Regions from separate parts of the Homo sapiens genome. Here region 2 is linked to region 1. Evidence: read pairs that join two places in POLR2A ChIA-PET (ENCODE). Cell type or tissue: endothelial cell of umbilical vein. All regions are shown on one strand. Region 1 overlaps PLA2G4C (phospholipase A2 group IVC). Region 2 overlaps CARD8 (caspase recruitment domain family member 8).

Region 1 (4,000 bases):
CTGCAGTGAGCTGTGATTGCACCACTGCACTCCAGCCTGGACGACAGAGTGAAACCCTGTCTCAAGAATAAACAAAACAAACAAAAAACAACAAAAACCCGATGTGTTAGGATAGGCTGGATGCAGTGGCTCATACACGTAATCCCAGCACTTCGGGAGGCTGAGATAGGAGGATCACTTGAACCCAGTAGTTGGAGGATTGCTTGAGCTCAGGAGTTTGAGACCAGCCTGGGCAATATAGCAAGATCCCTGTCTCTACAAAAAAAAAAATAATTAAAAATTAGCCAGGCACGATGGTGCATGCCTGTTGCCCCAGCTTACTCAAAAGGCTGAGGCAAGAGGATTGCTTGAGCCCAGGAGGTCGAAGCTGCAGTGAGCCATGATCTCGCCACTGCACTCCAGCCTGGGTGACAGAGCAAGACCCTGTCTCAAAAATAAAATGAAATAAAATAAAATAGTGAATTCAAGACATCAAATGGCCAAGCAGAGATGGAGAGGAAAGTTGTCTTGGGTCTGACACTTTCCCTATTTCTGCCTTATTCCATCATAAGTCCTCATTGTTCTTCTTGCCCTGGATGTCTGTGTATCTTTCTAGTAAATCATATCACTTTATTTGTTGCATAAACGAATCAGAGTCAATTTCTGTCACTTGCAACCACAGTAATCCTGATATACTTTAGTTTTGAGGCATCAACCGAAGTGCCCAGATTTTGATGACTTGAAAATCCTGAAGGACTTAAAAGGTGGTGCTGGTCAGCATCTTTGGTAACCCCACACCCTGAGACCCCTTGCTCCTACCCCCACCCCAGGTCCCCAGCTGGGAATGACTTACTTCTCTGGTTTGCTTAGAGATAACCATGTAGGCCCAGAAGTCGGTCAGAGAGTAATTCTCAGACCTCGCTGCTTGGATGGTTTTCTGTAGGCTCTTAGCCAAGTCCCACTCCTGTCGGGTAAATCGATGTTTCAGGTCAGCCTCGAGAGCTTCCATGTCACCATCATTGGTGTAGAGAGAAGATATTGCCCTGGAGGACAGAGGAAGAGAGTGAGTTGGGCATTTTAAGTGTGGACGATGAAGACTGGGGAAAGATGTGTGCAAGGAGGTCCTTCACAGGAACACCTGCCTCATGGAGAGGGCGACACACAGAGGAAACGGAAAATTTCCATTAAATAAATACAACTGCAGAACGATCAAGTTCGAAGGAGGACTCAAAATCATCTGGGACAATCCTTCCATTTCACAGGCAGGAAAATGAGAGCACGATGGGAGAAAGGCCTCATCAGAGTCAAATGTTTTTTGCAGCCAGCACTTATTAAAAGGTTTATATGTGACAGCAACAAACTGTCTTTAGTCTTTTATACCTATTAACTCACATAATCCTAGAAAATCAATGAACGGGGCCAGGTGTGGTGGTTCATGCATGTAATCCCAGCACTTTGGGAGGACGAGGCGGGAGGATTGCCTGAGGTCAGGAGTTCGAGACCAGCCTGGCCAACATGGTGAAACCCCGTCTCCACTAAAAATACAGAAAAATTAGCCAGGCGTGGTGGCATGCGTGGTGGTGGGTACCTCTAGTGCCGGATACTCAGGAAACCCTGTCTCTACTAAAAACACAAAAATTAGCCAGGCATGGTGGCACACGCCTGTGGTCCCAGCTGCTCAGGAGGCTGAAGCAGAGGAATCGCTTGAACCCGGGAGGTGGAGGTTGCAGTGAGCTGAGATTGTGCCACTGCACTCCAGCCTGGGCGACAGAGCGTGACTCCATCTAAAAAAAAAAAAAAAAAAAAAAAAAGCTGGGCGTGGTGGCTTACGCCTGTGATCCTAGCACTTTGGGAGGCCAAGGTGTGCGGATCACGAGGTCAGGAGATCGAGACCATCCTGGCTAACATGGTGAAACCCCGTCTCTACTAAAAATACAAAAAATTAGCTGGGTGTGGTTGCAGACCCAGCTACTATAGTCCTAGCTACTCGAGAGGCTGAGGCAGGAGAATGGCGTGAACCCGGGAGGCTGAGCTTGCAGTGAGCCGAGATCGCGCCACTGCACTCCAGCCTGGGCAACAGAGCAAGACTCTATCTCAAAAAGAAAAAAAAAAAGAAAAAAAAGACTTTATATTCATTTGTTCACTCAATAAATATATATTATATATATTAATTTATAAAGAAAAGAGGTTTATTTAGCTCACAGTTCTGCAGGCTGTACAAGAAGCATGGTGCAAAAAGCTTCTACTCATGGCAGAAGGCAAGGGAGCTGGTGTGTCACATAGAGTCTATATATATATATATATATATATTTTTTTTTTTTTTTTTGAGACAGGTCTTGCTCTGTTGCCCAGACTAGAGTGCAGTGGCATGATCTTGGCTCACTGCAGTCTCAAACCCCCAGGCTCAAATGATCCTCCCACCTCAGCCTCCCAAGTAGCTGGGACCACTACCCACCAGGTGCATCACCATGCCCTGCTCATTTTTAAATTTATTTTCTGTAGAGATGGAGTCTCACTATGTTGCCCACGCTGGTCTCAAACTTGTGGCCTGAAGCAATCCTCCCACCTCAGCTTCCCAAAATGCTGGGATTATAGGTGTGAGCCACCGTGCCCGGGCTCAATAAAAATTTTTGATGTTCTTAATGCTGCTTATCGGGTGCTATCTACCCTCACACCATCCAATGTATTAAACATACATCATAGCTCTTGAGCCCCTGAAGTGTGGCTAGCATGATTTAAAATATTTATTTCATTTTAATTAGCTTAAATTTAAACACTGGTACTCCATTCAGTTATTGGGAAACTCTGAAGTATGTTTGGAACAAGCTGGGTATGAAAAGTTCTTTCCTTTAATATCTTTTTTTTTTTTTTTTTGAGATGGAGTTTCACTCTTGTCACCCAGGCTGAAGTACAGTGGTTCGAGCTCGGCTCACTGCAACCTCTGCCTCCCGGATTCAAGTGATTCTCCTTCCTCAGCCTCCCAAGTAGCTGGGATTACAGGTGCGTGCCACCACACCCAGCTAATTTTTGTATTTTTAGTAGAGACAGGGTTTCACCGTGTTGGCCAGGCTGGTCTCAAACTCCTGACCTCAGGTGATCCACCTGCCTCGGCCTCTTGAAGTGCTGGGATTACAGGTGTGAGCCACTGCCCCGGGCCTCCTTTAACATCTAATGAGACTTCTGCATCCAACTTGGAATGCGCTCAGTATAAAACGCCCAGCAGCTTTCAAAGACCTAGTCTGACAAAAGGAATGTCAAATATCTCATTAACAATTTTTTTCTTAACGATGTGTCAAAATGCTAATGTTTTGGATATATTGGGTTAAAGAAAATGGATCATTTCACTGTTTCTTTTTACCTTCTTGAAGAGGCTACTAGAAAATTTAAAATGGGCCGGACATGGTGGCTTACACCTGTAATTCCAGCACTTTGGGAAGCCAGGGCAGGCAGATCACCTGAGGTCAGAAGTTTGAGACCAGCCTGGCCAACACGGGGAAACTCCGTCTCTACTAAAAATACAAAAATTAGCTGGGCATGGTGGCACGCGTCTGTAATCCCAGCTAACTGGGAGGCTGAGGCAGGAGAATCACTTGAACCTGGGAAGTAGAGGTTGCAATGAGCCAAGATCGCGCCACTGCACTCCAGCCTGGGCGACAAGAGCAAGACTGTGTCTCCAGAAGAAAAAAAGAAAAGAAAAGAAAGAAAGAAAATTTAAAATGATAGAATAGATGTGGCTCATGTTACATAGCTCTACTTGATAGCTCAGGTTGGGACGATTTGCATGTGTTTCATCATTTAATTCTCAAACAGCCCTGTGAGATCAGCACAGTTTGTTGCTGTCACATGTAAACCTTTAATAAATGCTGGCTGCAAAAAACATTTGACTCTGATGAGGCCTTTCTCCCATCGTGCTCTCATTTTCCTGCCTGTGAAATGGAAGGACTGTCCCAGATGATTTTGAGTGCTCCTTTGAACTTGACCGTTCTGCAGTTATATTTATTTCATGTAAATTTTCCATTTC
Region 2 (4,000 bases), 110 kb after region 1:
CTCTGTCTCAAAAAAAAAAAAAGAAAAGAAAAGAAAAAAAAAACCATGCTGAATTGGCCAAATATTTATCTAGGACTTCCCAGCCTGAGAACTGTAAGAAATAAAATTTTACTCTTTAAGCCACTGAGTCCATGGTATTTTGTTATGGCAACCTGAGCAGGATAAGGTAGTATACATACCTTTAACTTCACTGTGTAACTTCAGATTAATTTCCAAAATCAAGCATTACCTAACCAACAGCAGAACTTACATTTGTGCTCCATATACTCACCAGTAGTAGGCATTACTGACTTCTTAATAAATGGAAGTTTGATGAATATAAAATGTAGTATTTTTATGGCTTTTAATGAGGTTTCTGATAACTAGACGTATGAAATTCTACTTTTGTTCATTGTCCATTGCGATTTACAAACTGTAACATTTTACTCATAACGTTTGCCCATTTTTCACAAGGAGTTTTCTGTTTGTTTACTCATGTTGAATCATTTTTATGTATTATAAATATCACCTGATATTTACATCTTCTTCTTAGTAGCTTCATTCTAATGAACTTCTTCTTTTTTATTGTTGTTTTTCTGTTTTTTTTTTTTTTTTTTTGAGACAGAATGAGACTCTGTCAGCCAGGCTGGAGTGCAGTGGTGTGATCTTGGCTCACTGCAACCCCTGCCTCCCAGGCTCAAGTGATTCTCATGCCTTAGCCTCCCGAGCAGCTGGGATTACAGACATGCACCACCATGCCCGGCTAATTTTTGTAATTTTAGTAGAGACGGGGTTTCACCATGTTGGCCAGGCTGGTCTCGAGCTCCTGGCCTCATCTGATTCACCCACCTCGGCCTCCCAAAGTGTTGGGATTACAGGCGTGAGCCACTGCATCCGGCCTTCTATTTTTAATTTAGCATCCTCAAATAAATCAATTTAACTTCTAAAAATGTGTGCCTTTTTGTTTTAATAACATTAACCTATTTTTTTATTTTTGTAAATTTATGAAGTACATTCTTCAAATGTAACAATTTAGTTCTACTTCAAGATAAGGTATAGACAACTGCAAAATTCCACTGTCCTTACGATCACAATCATGAAGAGGATGGAGCTGCAGAATCTGAGCATATAAAGACTTTTATGAATTCTAACGCCCAACCCCAACTTGAGCATTCATTGCGCTGGTCCTAATTCACATTCAAACGCCCTGAGAATGGAGCTAACAGGATACACTGCACCCAATCTCATAGGCACACACAGGATAGATCCGAATACCACTGCAAAGACTTTTAAAATGAGCTGATATTAAGACCTCAGTTCACAGAAAGCCAAATAAATAATAAACATCTTCTGTTGGATACAAATAAAACAGAGTCTCATAAGATAACATTCACATTTCGAGGGTACATATCGGAACTACTGAGAATACAAGGATGAGCTGCAAAAATCTCCACTTGTCTGGCAAATGACAACTCAGTGGACACCAAACACTGAATAACATGTACAGTGAAATTATCTGACAAAGACTTTAAAAGAGACATTATAAAAATACTCAAATGAGGCCAGGCACGGTGGCTCATGCCTGTAATCCCAGCACTTTGGAAGGCCGAGGCGGGTGGATCATGAGGTCAGGAGATCAAGACCATCCTGGCCAAAATGGTGAAACCCTGTCTCTACTAAAAATATTTTTAAAAAAAAATTAGCCGGGCGTGTTGGCATGCACCTGTAGTCCTAGCTACTCAGGAGGCTGAGGCAAGAGAATCGCTTGAGCCCGGGAGACAGAGGCTGCAGTGAGCTGAGATCACACCACTGCACTCCAGCCTAGATGACAGAGCGAGACTCCATCTCAAAAAAAAAAAAAAAAAAAAAAAAATACTCAAATGTGCCAGGTGTAGTGGCCTGTAATCCCAGCACTTTGGGAGGCTGAGGTGGGTGGATCACTTGAGGCCAGGAGTTCAAAACCAGCCTGGCCAACATAGCAAAACTCTGTCTCTACTAAAAATACAAAAAATTAGCTGGGCTGTGGTGGTGCATGCCTGTAATCCCAGCTACTCTGGAGGCTGAGGCACAATAATCGCTTGAACCAGGAGGCAGAGGTTGCAGTGAGCTGAGATCGCACCACTGCACTCCAGCCTGGGTAACAGAGTTGAGACCCTGTCTTGAAAAAAAAAAAGCTCAAACAAGCAAATGCTGACACATTTGCAGGAAAATAGAATATAAGGCAAGAAATTTAAAATATAGAGAACAAAATGGAAATTTTAGAACTGATACATACAGTGACCAAAATTTAAAAGGTGGTGAATGCACTCAGTGGGACGACACAGATAACAACAGGTGAACACTCCAGCAAATTTGAAAATAGACAAATTAAAATTACCCAATCAGAATAATGGAAAAAATGAAAAGATGTTCTAAATAAGTAGAATATCAGGGACATTTAGGAAAACATAAAAGTCTAACATTTCCACAATAAGAGTCTCAGAAGAGGAGGAAAAAAACAAAATATAATATTGATTGATTCAACATAAATACTATGGTTTATTTCTAGATGGCAAGGAAAATCACATGTAAGAGGTTTCCATTTAAAAGAATTCCACTATTCATCAAAATTTTCATCTATTCTCAAGACTGTTGATTTCAAACTAGGTTTAGAGTAGCAAAGCATATGAATTTTACAGTAGAAGACATGAGAAGGATATAAAAGTTTGTTTTCTGTATTCTTTCAAAATTCTTATTTTGAAGGCCTTCTGGGCATATAAGCTATTGGAACTTGTCATCACTTAAACTATTTCCTATAAAGATGAAAATCAGGCTAATAAAAAGTATTTTTAGAAATTAGGCTGAAAACCTCTAAGTTTGGTAAAAGACATAAAACTGCAAATTTATGAATTGGAGCAAATTCCAAAGGGAATAAAACAAGGAAACTCATCCCCAACATAATGAAATGGCTAAAAACTAAAGATAAATACCTTGAAATCTGACAGAAAAATGACACACTACATACAGGGAAACAACAATTTGAATGACTGCAGATTTCTCATCAGGAAATACGGAAGCTAAAAGGAAACTGCTGAACAGAAAACAATGTCAACTAAAAATACTACAAGCAAAAAACATCACTGAGAATGAAGGTGAGAAAAAGATGTCCTCAGAGGAAGCAAAAAATAAGAGAATCTGTACCTATCAGAACCACTCTAAAAGAACTAAAAAACGTCTATCAGAGGAAGTGGAAATTTGCAGAACGAAATTTGGAAAATAATGAAGGAAGAGCAACAGAAATGGTAAATATCTGGAAAAACATAACAGATTACTCTTCTCATGAGTTTTTTAAATCTTCTGAGTGATTAAAAGTAGAAAATATATAATAATTTATTGATGGGTTTTAAGATACAGAAAGATTATGTAGAAGATAACTATATCCTAGATGAGAAAAGGTAATAGGATCTAAATGGTGATAAAGTGCCTAGATTCCACTTTAAGTGGTACAAATGTGATAACAGTAGAATAGAAAAGACATAACAAACTGGCTGACTGAGGATAAATCCTAACATATTAATAATTACATTAACGTAAGTAATTGAAATCTTCCAGTTAAAAGAGACTATCAGAATGGGTTCAAAATACACCATAAAAAAAACTGACTCAACCAGATGGTGTCTACTAGGAACTTGTTTTAAACAGATTAAACATAAAAGGATGGAAATATGTGTGCCACGAAAACATTAATCAAAAGACAGCTGAAATGGCTACAAAATGACAGAGTCTATGGTAGAATCCAAATGTCAGAGTTGGCTTATTTTTTGTATGGTACATTGCCAGGAATGTCTGTCTCAGAATAAGCTGAATTACCCTCATTTTCTTTTTGGTGGTTCTGTGGAGTTGATTTACCACATTTCATCTCAGTATTCCTTGGAGTTGACCATGAACATTTAACCCAACAACTCCTTGTAGCAGGCTACACACCAGTGGGAAAATATTTTCTGCTCATGTTTGCATTTTCTCCCATTTTTGTGCTCTCTTT

Evidence for each region. ChIA-PET counts read pairs that join two places held together with the same protein. Peaks named below come from ENCODE experiments on the same cell type or tissue, not always from the same donor. Only the 100,000 strongest peaks of a DNase experiment are listed, where the experiment ranks them.
Region 2: POLR2A ChIA-PET joins it to region 1 with 5 read pairs; 16 of 35 experiments call an interaction of 5 or more read pairs at or near these places.

What each region holds. Positions count from the first base shown.
Region 1 is chr19:48,098,839-48,102,838 of GRCh38, forward strand. PLA2G4C (phospholipase A2 group IVC) reads right to left here. Exons shown (of 17, transcript NM_003706.3): 5 at 833-1,022. Among named protein-coding and RNA genes, the nearest start is that of PLA2G4C, 10 kb to the right of the region's middle. In endothelial cell of umbilical vein, no CTCF peak of the experiment used is centred here; no DNase peak of the experiment used is centred here.
Region 2 is chr19:48,207,157-48,211,156 of GRCh38, forward strand. CARD8 (caspase recruitment domain family member 8) reads right to left here. Exons shown (of 14, transcript NM_001184900.3): 14 at 930-4,000. LOC124904734 (a long non-coding RNA gene) reads left to right here. Exons shown (of 2, transcript XR_007067282.1): 2 at 29-119. Among named protein-coding and RNA genes, the nearest start is that of ZSWIM9, 38 kb to the left of the region's middle. In endothelial cell of umbilical vein, no CTCF peak of the experiment used is centred here; no DNase peak of the experiment used is centred here; H3K27ac peaks cover 1,747 bases.